Linked DNA regions of Mus musculus: region 2 is linked to region 1. Evidence: chromatin loops called from intact Hi-C (ENCODE). Cell type or tissue: gastrocnemius. All regions are shown on one strand. Each heading gives the region's core, and the rest is flanking DNA. Links, peaks and the distances in the headings are about the cores only.

Region 1 (5,306 bases), core at 39-5,038:
CTAAAGAGAGAGAGAGGAACCTGTGGTCCCCCCACCAAGGCATCTTCATATCCTGATCAGAGTGATGCTGAGAAGCAGGAGCTCGAAGCTCTTACCATTTTTCTATTTTCCTTCCTGATTTCTTTTCAACCAGAGGTAAGTAAGCATGAAGCGTCCTCATCAAGCTTTGATCAATAGCACATGTCGTACGGTGAGAAGAATGATGCCTCGCCATCTTCCAGGTTCCTCTTCTCTGCTTTTGCCTTGGACAAACTGTAAGGCCATGAATCGGCAGCTGCTTACTGCCCCCTCACCCCCGTCTGCGCCGCAAGGCCAGGAGAAAGGTGACCCTATTGACAAGCCAGGCTAAGGTTCTCCTGCATCCTTGGGTCTGATTCCTAACCTGTCATTTAAGGAGCTGACACTAGATGTCAGGGAAAGACTTGGTGTAGTACCTAACTGGCCTCTCCCCACTTCAGGCTGCAGGTGGGACTGGAGTTGACAGCTGGCAGATTTCTAGCTGAGGCTCTGCCTTTGTGGGGGTCACCAGGGTTCGTTCCCTGGCTAAGGCATCCCTACCTGCTCAGGTCTGTTAGACATGCTTCGCAGGCCACAAAATGAGGCAGATCAAGGTCATTTGATAAAAATAGATTTTACGGAAGACGAGGGATAAAGTCATCAGTGTTCACTTTCAATTTCATTATAAAAGGTATTCGGCTTTACTCAGGAAAAGGATAGATGATATAATGTGGCCATGTTCCTATAACCTATTTTATTAGTAAATGAAGAAGCAGGCAAAGCAGTTAAAATTATTTAAGCCTCCTATAATCATTTTTTTCATTTTGTTTTAAATAATATGAAGTGAAAAAAATCACAGTTTGATCTGGTTTGGTTACTTTGTGGTGTTTCAAGGCTCTTAGCCCCTCAGCAGGCTTTTTTGACATAGAAAGCCATGTGTGTTTTTCCACTGAGCTGGTGAATTCATTCAAACCCCTCCCTCCTCACCCACCTTTCTTCCTTTCCCCTCTTCCTCCTTCACTTATTTAGTAAAGATGTTTTAAGGTTCAAATGTATTAATATTTCCAAAATTCTTAGAATCAGAGTGGTACCTAGTTCATGCCCCATGGATGTATTTACAAATAAATCAATGTGTAAATCAACAGATCTGGGAGCCAGCAGTCTGGACAACTCTCCACATTCATGTCCTGCTGAACCCCCTCCTTTCCCTCCCTCCTCCTTTCCTTTCCATTTCCTTCTTTCTCAGAAAGCCAACAAGCTGGAATCAGGCCCATTTCGGGGAAGGTCAGGGCCTGAGGAAGGTCTTTTCCCACTCACACCAGGGTGATCTCACTCATCCTTAGGAAATACTAAGACATTTACCCGCCCAAGGTCAAAAACAGCACGAGGTCCTCTTGGCAGGAAGATCCCCGTAGTGAGAGGTAGGCCTACCCAGACATGCAGAGCAGTCCCGCCAGCACCCCCAGAGAGATGCCAAAAGTCCTCTTGGTGATTCTGGAATCCATTATATCATCACCCAAAATAGCACTATTAATACCACATGGGTGTGCCTTTCATTTACTTGAGAGTTGGATGTGGCACAAGGCAAATGTGACCTGGAAAGAAAATGAGAGCCTCTCCGCAGGCTCACAATGTGTGTGTGTGTGTGTGGGGGGGGGAAGCACTCTGACAACCCCCCACCCCCAGCTAGCCAAGACAACCTCATCTTCTGGGAATATTCAGGTAAAAATTGGTGTGAACAAAGATAGTGTCAAAACAAATTCAGACCAGATTCCTCAGAGGGTATGAAAGATATGTTGAGTTGTTGATATCATGACGTATTGACTGCCTGATGAGGACACTGACATACCCTCACGTGGTGGTGTGGGTTTGAGTAGGAATGGCCCCCATAGACTCTTCAAGTCACCTCACACCAGCCATTCCTATGTCACTGTCATCGCCCCCAGTTCACACCCCTCAGACCTTTCTGTTATAGGAGAAGGTCAAGAGCTCAGTCTGCCTAGGTGTCTGCATGAGCTGTTCTCACAGCCTCAAACCCTCTTTCCCCAACATCTTCACTTGATTGGTTCATTCTCAGCTTTTGAATTCCAACTTGGTGTCAGTTCCTGGAAGGCTTCCTTCCATTCTCCGCACGGTAACAAGAAGATTCTACAACAGCACTGCCACGTTAACACCTTCGGGACAGCAGCTGGCATCCAAATGGTCTTCATTTGTCTTTCTCTCCTTGGCCTTCCATTCTCTGCTCCTCATATTAGTTTTCCTTCCTGTTGGCATGATAAACTCTCTTGAGGGAGAAAAGGCTCACATCAGTTTGCAGAGTTCAGGTGTAGTCTATCACACCAGAGAAGAAATAGGGCAGCAGACGCTTGAAGGAGCTGGCCCTCACATCCATAGTTAAGAGGAAGCACACAACAACAAATGCTTCTTCTGGCTGCTCAGCTTCTCTTCTCCATTTATACGGTGCAGGATCTAAATAGGGAATGGTGTCATCCAGAGTGGGCAGTTCTTCCCACTTCAATTAATGAAAGCAAGACAATTCCCCAAGGTATGTCCACAGGCCCATCTCCCTGGTGATTCTAGATTATGTCGACTTGACAGCACTCACTATCACATCCCCTCTACTCCAAGTCATGACCACATCCTTGTATACTGGACAATGTTTGGCATAAGATAACTATCTTGCTGAATAAATTTCTCAGACTCCATCTTGTTAGCCAGAAAATGAGACTCAGAAATAAACCTTTTCCCATGTTCTCTTATTGTGTAAACTTGTTTCGTATTTCCCAAGAGTGAAAGACTCCAGGCCGTGGTTTCTGGATAGGGTTACATTAGGATGTGTTTCCTCACCTTGATGGTGTGTGCTCATCTAAGTCTTGGGGACACTGTTTTTCTGGTCTCTATGGACGTTGTTAGTGCAACTCTGCCCCCTAGTGGCCACATTGGTTTTTCTTCTTTGAGACAGGGTCCAATGTAGTGGAGGTTAGCCTTTGATTGATCCTCCTGTCTCTGTCATTCTAATACTGAGATAACAGACATGAACCATCAAAGCAGTTTTTCTTCAGATATGACATGTTGTAGAAAGTGTTACAGAAGGAGATGTGTAGTTCTGTGCAGCTACAAGCAATTTCAAAGCAGGAGACATCAGCTTCAAGATCAGATAAAGGTTTAAGACCACAAAAATTATATCTGTTAAACTCTGAAATGTGTATCCTTCTTTACAGTCTTTTAGCGTGGTCCCGAGGGGCCCTGACATCGTCTCTGAATTAGTTTTCTCTTGTCTGGAAAAAAGTCTCAAATTGATTTCTACTCTAAACCCCTCTCCACTCCAAGAAGACAGTCATTTTACCAAAGGTCAGGTTTTCCTTGGGTCCCTATCCTGCTCAAAAGCATCTATGAAGTCCCAGTAATGTGATCAATAAAGCCATCTTTCTTAGCCTGCATCCCAGATTCCTCAAAACCCAGGTTCAACATCCTTTCCAGTTTCAATCTCTTCTGCCTTTCCCCCTTGCTTTCCATCTTCATACGATGATGCATAAGACCATGCCTGGAGAACATGCCTGTACTCCATCAGAGCTCTGCCACACTCACAGTGTCCTCTCTACCTTAAATGGTCCTCTGCTCTCAGCAGGCAGCCTAGTCCCACATCACTTGAAGCTGGCTCAAAGCCCCGACTTCCATGAACTGTCACAAGGTGGTGGGATTATGTTTATTTTAACAGTGACATGTGTATAAAAAATTATTAGTATTTACTGGAGGGGTAAATGGCTAGACTGGAATTCTTGTTTGGGGTGCATCTGAAAAATGAGAGGCCACACACAATGGTATTCAGACAGAAACTTCGAACTTGGAACAACCCTGAAGAGTCTAGGAGTCACAATTACTCCAAAGTAGCGATATTACCTACTCCAGAATTTTGTGGTTATTATCCTTCTTAGGGTTTTGATTGGTTCAATGGTTGCTAAATCTCTTTCTGTATATTGAGAGGACGAAGGGGGAAGAAGTTGGGATGTTAGCTTGTGTCCCTTGGAAATGCCAATATCAGAGGCAAGATGCAAAACCTTTATTATCACAATATGAGTGAACACATTTAACAAATTTGTTCCTCCAACTGTTGTTGCCATTTTTCTTGGATTTTTCTGTCTCTTTGGTTTGTCTCTCAAAAGAGTAGCATCTTACAGGTGGCTGAGATGAACAGTGGCGTTACCCTTAGTGAATTTTGAGACCCAGGAGCCAGTAATTTCTAAAGAACACAGCAGGGACAGTTCAGCCACTCCATACATTAATTCTTCCCCCAAGGACCTCCTTATATCTCTGATGAAGACATAGATGAAAGACCTCCCATGCTCATGGGTTGGCTGATTTAATGTTGTAATGACCTGTAAAATCAAAAGCAATCTACAAATTCCATTTAATGTTCATGAAATTTCCAACAACATTCTTCACAGAGCAAGAAGAAAAACACTAAAAAACTCTTTTTGGAGGGTGCAGGCAATGGAGAGATGGCTCAGTGGTTCAGTGTGGATTCTTCTCTCTAATAGGACTCCAGTTTGGATTGCCAGAAACCACATAGAGCATCCACCTGTATGTAACTTCAGCTCCAGGGGCAGGAGGAAGGAGAGGTCAGATACCTCGAGCATAACTAAAAATACACAATTAAAATATTAAAAACCGCAGTGAAAACATTAAAATTTCTGTGTGTGTGTGTGTGTGTGTGTGTGTGTGTGTGTGTGTTGTGGGGGTTGTGTGCATGTGAATGTGAGTGCTATGGTGGTCAGAAGTGTTGGACTTTTTTGGAGTTCCAGTTAGTTATAGGCAGTTGTGAGTAGCCAGATATGGCTGTTGGGAAAACTCTGGCCTTTAGCAGAATGGGCTCTTAACCACCGAATCATCTTCCAAGACCCTAGGCATTCTAAATAATGCTTTGATTCAGTTTTATCTTCTGAAATTTGGAACAATATCCAATTTCCAATATTATCAACAAGTTAGGTATTCATTAAACCTAACTCCAAATGAAATCGTACCTCCAAAGTTCAATACTTTCCAGAAAAATTCTAATTTTCTTAGTCATTAAGGTTTTGAAGTACATTTTGAGATCTGTCTCACAAACCTTACAGAGCTCATGGCTTCTGCTGCTCTTCTTGGCTATTGAGGAAGATATTTTTGCTTGACTCAGAGGACAACCCTCCCCCTCTTTGTCTGACTAGATACCGACTCCGTACATTAGATCCCATTTCTATTCATAACACAGCAGTGACCTTCAGAATATTTGCAGAGGTAGGGTCCCAAACTAATTTTAACCAGAGATCCAA
Region 2 (5,306 bases), core at 156-5,155, 250 kb before region 1:
TGGTTTTTCTCCACAACAACAGAGGGTAGCCCGGGCAGCAGCCTCTCACTATTCTGAGATCAGCCCCATCTGCAACTGTGGCTACTGCTGTTGAGGGTGCTTGGCCCGAGCTGTACATAGCTAGGTACCCGTCGCACAGTGGGATTTCAACAGATGGGGAGTCACCAATCACTTAGAAGAGACTTGGCTTCTGAGGCAGGACTGGATGAAAGGATAAAAGACAGGTAGCAGGGCTGGGGTGAGGAGTGAACTGATTCAATTGTGTCAATCTTTAGATAATTATCAGATAAAGCATTAAGAAATGTGTAAATGGTACTTTAGGAAGTACTGATAGGTGCTTTCACAAGAACCCCAGGATGTTGATTAGGGGTGCTTAACCAGTGGGGGGAAATTAACTCTTAAAGAGGCTTACTAACCCTGCCTCTAGAATCCCTGCAGGTGTGGCTGCTGTGCCTCATTTGCACCAGTAGGTGGCAGAGAGGAGAGAGGCCACATCCACCCTCTGCGCTCTGACCTATGAATATTCCCAGGAAAAAGCTAGCCTGAGATAACCACCAGTCTGGCACTACACAAGCCCTGATGGCTCTTAGGACCCAGAGCAAGTAGGAAACTAGAAGAATCCTGCCTGAGGCTGAGGGCTCCTGGCAGAAGTGAGTCCAAGGCAGAGAACTCCATGGGGCCACTTGGGGAGTGGGGTGAGAAGGTAGCACAAGATGACCACCAGATCAGTGCCATGGGGAGCTAGCCTGAGATGACCACCAGTCAGGTGCCACACAGGCCTGGGGGTGGGTTGGGTACATATCACGCCCGAGATGACCCACTGCCTGGTGCCTTAATGCAGGAGTCAGGCATAGTGCTCCTGAGACAACTCCAGACACTCAAAGACCCTGGATACCACTGAGAGGAGCAAGGCAGTGGTGAAGAAATGGAGCACAAAGAGAAACAGAAGGACGTGGGCACAATGAAGAGAGGCAGAGCTGGAGACTGGAGGGTAGAGAGGAACAGCCCGATGTGAGTAGCTGGTGATGCCTTGTGGGACCATGGTGGGGTTCTGGCTTCTACTGCCAATGTGGGCCACATCTGGGCTTGTGGCTCTGCAGCAGCTGGGGTCTGTTTTCACTAAAGGCCAGACAGACATCCCTGGTTTAGGCTGTTGCCTGGGGACATGTTGATGTCTGAGGGCTGTACAGAACTGGCCCCACCCCTCACCTGTCATCCTGGGAGTCCCCAGGGCCATGAGAACAGGAAAGCTGGTCCCACACCCCAGCCAGCTGCAGTGCTCTGAGAGCAGCCCCTGCACATTGCAGGAGTTGCCTATGCGACACCCCTGAGGATACGAGCAAGTGTTTGGAGACCTAACACTACCTACCACTCATCTCCTCGTCCCTTGTCCCTCACTACCCAAGGCAGCCAGGAGACCTATCTGACCCTAGGGTCATGAGAGCAGGAGAATTGGCCCTGCCCCTCACCAGCTGCAGCACTTGGGGGAGCCGGCCCTGCACCTCACCTGGGCAGATTGGTAGAGCTGACCCTGGTGGTAGGGTTGTGGGCAAGCTGGTCCTGAGGGTGTGAGTGTGAGAGAGCTGACCTCCACCTTGCCTTTGCCACCTGTGGCAGGCAGGAAAGCTGGCCCTGAGGTCATCAGAGCAGGAGAGCTGCATCTGCCCCTCACCTGCTACAGGCCCTACACCTGGCCTGAGCAGCAGGGTAGAGCAGGCCCTGGTGGTGGGGGTTGTTAGTGAGCTGGTCCCGAGGGTAGGAAAGTGGGAGAGTCAGTGCACTGAGCAGCTCAGATACCTCTCAGGCCCAGATCCAAGGCTTTGAGTTGGGGAGAGACGATGAACAGGATTAGGGTGCATGATGTGAAATTCACAAAGAAACAAAACGTTTTAGAAAAGAGAGGCGTACTAATTTCTAAAGCGTCATCTTGCAGCAGAGCTGATGATCACATTGCATAATAGAAGTTTACTACTCGCCACTTCTCAGAGAGCAGGAAGGAGAGAGGGCAGAAGGAGCTGGGGACTGACAGAGAGACCAGTGGACACTCAGAGTGTATGGTTTAAGGTGGCTCTTACTCTAAGTAAGTGCTTCCTTAAGCTTAGCATCCTGGGTGCCTCAGTTTACCTACCTGCCTTACTCCCGACTCTGCTTAGAGTTTTCAGGAGCCTCTGCACAGAGGCCGAGGAGTCTGAATAAGGGCTAGAATAGAAAGAAACATGGACTGGGGGTGGGGGTGGGGTTTCCATGTCATCGGCACGGTTGCATTACCCACTCTGTGCTCCAGGAGGCTCTGTTCACCCAGCCAAAGAATGCCCGCAGCAGGCAAGCTCAAGTCACACTAGCTTTCTTTCTTCTTTTTCTCCTCTCCTCTCCTCTCCTCTCCTCTCCTCTCCTCTCCTCTCTCTCCTCTCCTCTCCTCTCCCCTCCCCTCCCCTCCCCTCCCCTCCCCTCCCCTCCCCTCCCCTCCCCTCCCCTCCCCTCCCCTCCCCTTCCCCCCCTCCCCTCCCCCCCCTCCCCCCTCCCCTCCCCTCCCCTCCCCTCCCCTCCCCTCCCCTCCCCTCCCCTCCCCTCCCCTCCCCCCCCCCCCCCCCGTCTTTCTTTCTTTCTTTTGGCCTTTTGAGACAGGATTTCTCTGTGCAGTCCTGGCTGTCCTGGGACTCACTCTGTAGACCAGGCTGGCTGGCCTCGAGCTCAGAAATCCGCCTGCCTCTGCCTCTCAAGTGCTGGGATTAAAGGTGTGCGCCACCACTGCCTGGCCTAGCTTTCTACGCTAGCTCTGGGGAACAAAGTCCCACCCCCCCAGAGGAGGAATTAGAATATGGAAGCCTAATAGCCATAGTTGGGTGGGGTAGAGGGCTTTCAGTAGACAGAAACCATGCAGTGAAAGATCATTTGTATAGTTAATTTTCACGAAGTTGAGCTTGAGCGGACCCCAACCCCTGATCTGTGGTTACTACTGGTGAAGGTTCCGGCCTTTCTCTGACCCTGGTTAGGTACCTGTTACACGGTGGGATTTTGATAAACAGGGAGTCACCAATTATCTGAAGAGACTTGACTTCCGAGGGCAGACTAGGGACCAAAGGTTAGAAAACATGCACCAGGCTGTGGGCATGAGTAGCTTGGTGGTAGAATATGGGACAAGACTGTGCCAGGAGACTTGGTGAGGTTGAGTTCAGAAACCCCTGCACCTCATACCTGAAGACGGTAGGCGTTTCACCTCCTCCCAACCCAAACATGGTCAAGAGACCATGGCACTCCATGGAGAGGACACTGGCAATCAGTCAAGTAGAGGCAGCACCTCAAAGCCCCCCCACATGCAGATGAGATACCCCTAACATCTCAGACCAAGCCAATAGAAAGCATCTGCTGTCAGACCCCAACCCTTGCCAATATATATATGTATGTATATATATATCCCTGCCCAGAAGAAATAAAGGCGTGAGAATTACTTCATCAAGGATTGTCTGAGAGCGTCTGCCATATAAGAGCTGTAACACCTTTTTGGGGAGGAGAGTTCTCTCCTGAAGCTTTCATCCCCTGGAAGCTGCTTGAGCCTACTGAGATCACTTCCAGACCTCGGCTCCCAACCTCCCATGCCCTCGATCCCACTCCTTTAGGAGAGCACAACTCTTTGGCCACCTGGTTGGGCCCCGAGCCTGGCAGATCTCACCAGAGCCCCACAGATTTCTGTGGATTAGCAGACAGCTTCTGGCACAGACAGACAGTGGAATACAAACTCAGCGTGCATGGGGTGCTGGGTTTAATTCCCAGCACAAGAAAACAAGACGAAGTAAAGCAAGAAAGAACAGGCAACAGTTTGCATCTACTACTTTCTATAGTGAAGAAATGTAACTGCAGAGGAGTCCTAACACAGAGCCAGAGGACAGGAGGGCAAATGCGTCCTTCCCTTAAAGAACCATAGTCCAGGAACAAGCAGGGGGCTGGCTGTTCAGCTCTGACAAACTCTCTACCCTTCTAGATCTAAGGAAGTATGGGGTGTAAATCATGTAGTCCCCAGCTATGTATCCAGGACCCCAAACTATTATTCACACACACACACTCACACACTCTCACACACACACACACACTATTGTCAATATTATTGACATATATAGTACTGACATTATAGTACTGGCATATATTATACACACACACACACACACACACACTCACACACTCTCACACACACACACACTATTGTCAATATTATTGACATATATAGTACTGACATTATAGTACTGGCATATATTATTCACACACACACACACACACACACACACTCACACTCACACTCACACACATTTATATATCCCTTGGATTTTCTAAGAACCTGCTATGGCTAACGCAGGTGTCCATCTTGACCTTAGGCAGAGGTGACTCTTTCTACCTATCAATATGGCTACAGGCCCAGGCATTTATCGAGATAAACCACAAACGCATGTGTGCCACAGCCTGCAGAAATTACAGTGAGTTACTGCCATGACTCGCTGTTTCCTCATTGAATCAAGCATCGGTGAAAAGCCAATGTAAATATTCACTAAGATCCGAGGAGTGGCTAGGACCAGCAAACTCGAAGTGTGTCTCCTTACGTGGAATAGACAGTGATGCCCTCCCGTTCCTCGATCTTCACACTCTCATCACTGGGGGCCGGTGGGCTGCCTTGAAATTGGTTCGGAATCCGGAACCAGACTTTCAGTTTCTTCTGTAGGGAGCCATCTTCATTGGGAAACACGGCAAAAGAGACAGGGACTGTCATACCCATGCCGACTCCTGAAGCATCAGAACACAGAGGGAGCAGACATTAGACAGAGGGCGTAAATCTCAGGTCTCTTCCATAGTGATTTAAAAAAAAATGAGCAACAAACATTTCAGCCAGTAAGTACATGAATTAGACATGTGCAATGTCCTTCCTTGTATCTGCTGGACGTTGGCGTCGGTGGCACCATTTATCCATGTTGTATGTTTATATGTGTGCCTGCGGGAGTTTATGTGCACCCTGCTCACGTAGGTATCTGTGGAGGGCAGCAGAGGGCAGCAATGCCCTGGAATGGGGGTCACGGATGGCTGTGGGCCACCAGGTGGGGGCTGGGAACTGAGCACTGGTCCCCTGCAGGAACAACCTGTGCTCTGAGGCACTGAGCCATCTCGCCAGCTTTTCAGTTTGCTGGGAACTGAGTTTAGGACTTCTGTAAGAGCGGTAATCCACCCTAACCATTGTGCCATCTCTCCAGCACCCCCGTGCTTGAAGAAAACAAAACCAAAAACTATTTGGTGGCACATAGCAAGAATGTAGATACATAAGAACC

What was found. Hi-C counts contacts between places; a loop is a spot of excess contacts. Peaks named below come from ENCODE experiments on the same cell type or tissue, not always from the same donor. Only the 100,000 strongest peaks of a DNase experiment are listed, where the experiment ranks them.
Region 2: it touches region 1 in a loop (4-fold over the local background); 10 of 42 quality-filtered maps call a loop at or near these places.

Annotation. Positions count from the first base shown.
Region 1 is chr6:135,397,606-135,402,911 of GRCm38, forward strand. No RefSeq gene overlaps it. Among named protein-coding and RNA genes, the nearest start is that of Emp1, 37 kb to the left of the region's middle. In gastrocnemius, for the core only: a CTCF peak has its summit at 2,924 (motif pointing left); DNase peaks (open chromatin) are centred at 472, 1,330 and 2,924; H3K27ac peaks cover 1,438 bases.
Region 2 is chr6:135,148,232-135,153,537 of GRCm38, forward strand. It overlaps Hebp1 (heme binding protein 1), which reads right to left. Exons shown (of 4, transcript NM_013546.3): 3 at 4,590-4,770. Gm22881 (a small nucleolar RNA gene) reads left to right here and starts at 417; the gene lies at 417-550. In gastrocnemius, for the core only: CTCF peaks have their summits at 448 (motif pointing right) and 2,283; DNase peaks (open chromatin) are centred at 475, 2,203 and 5,073.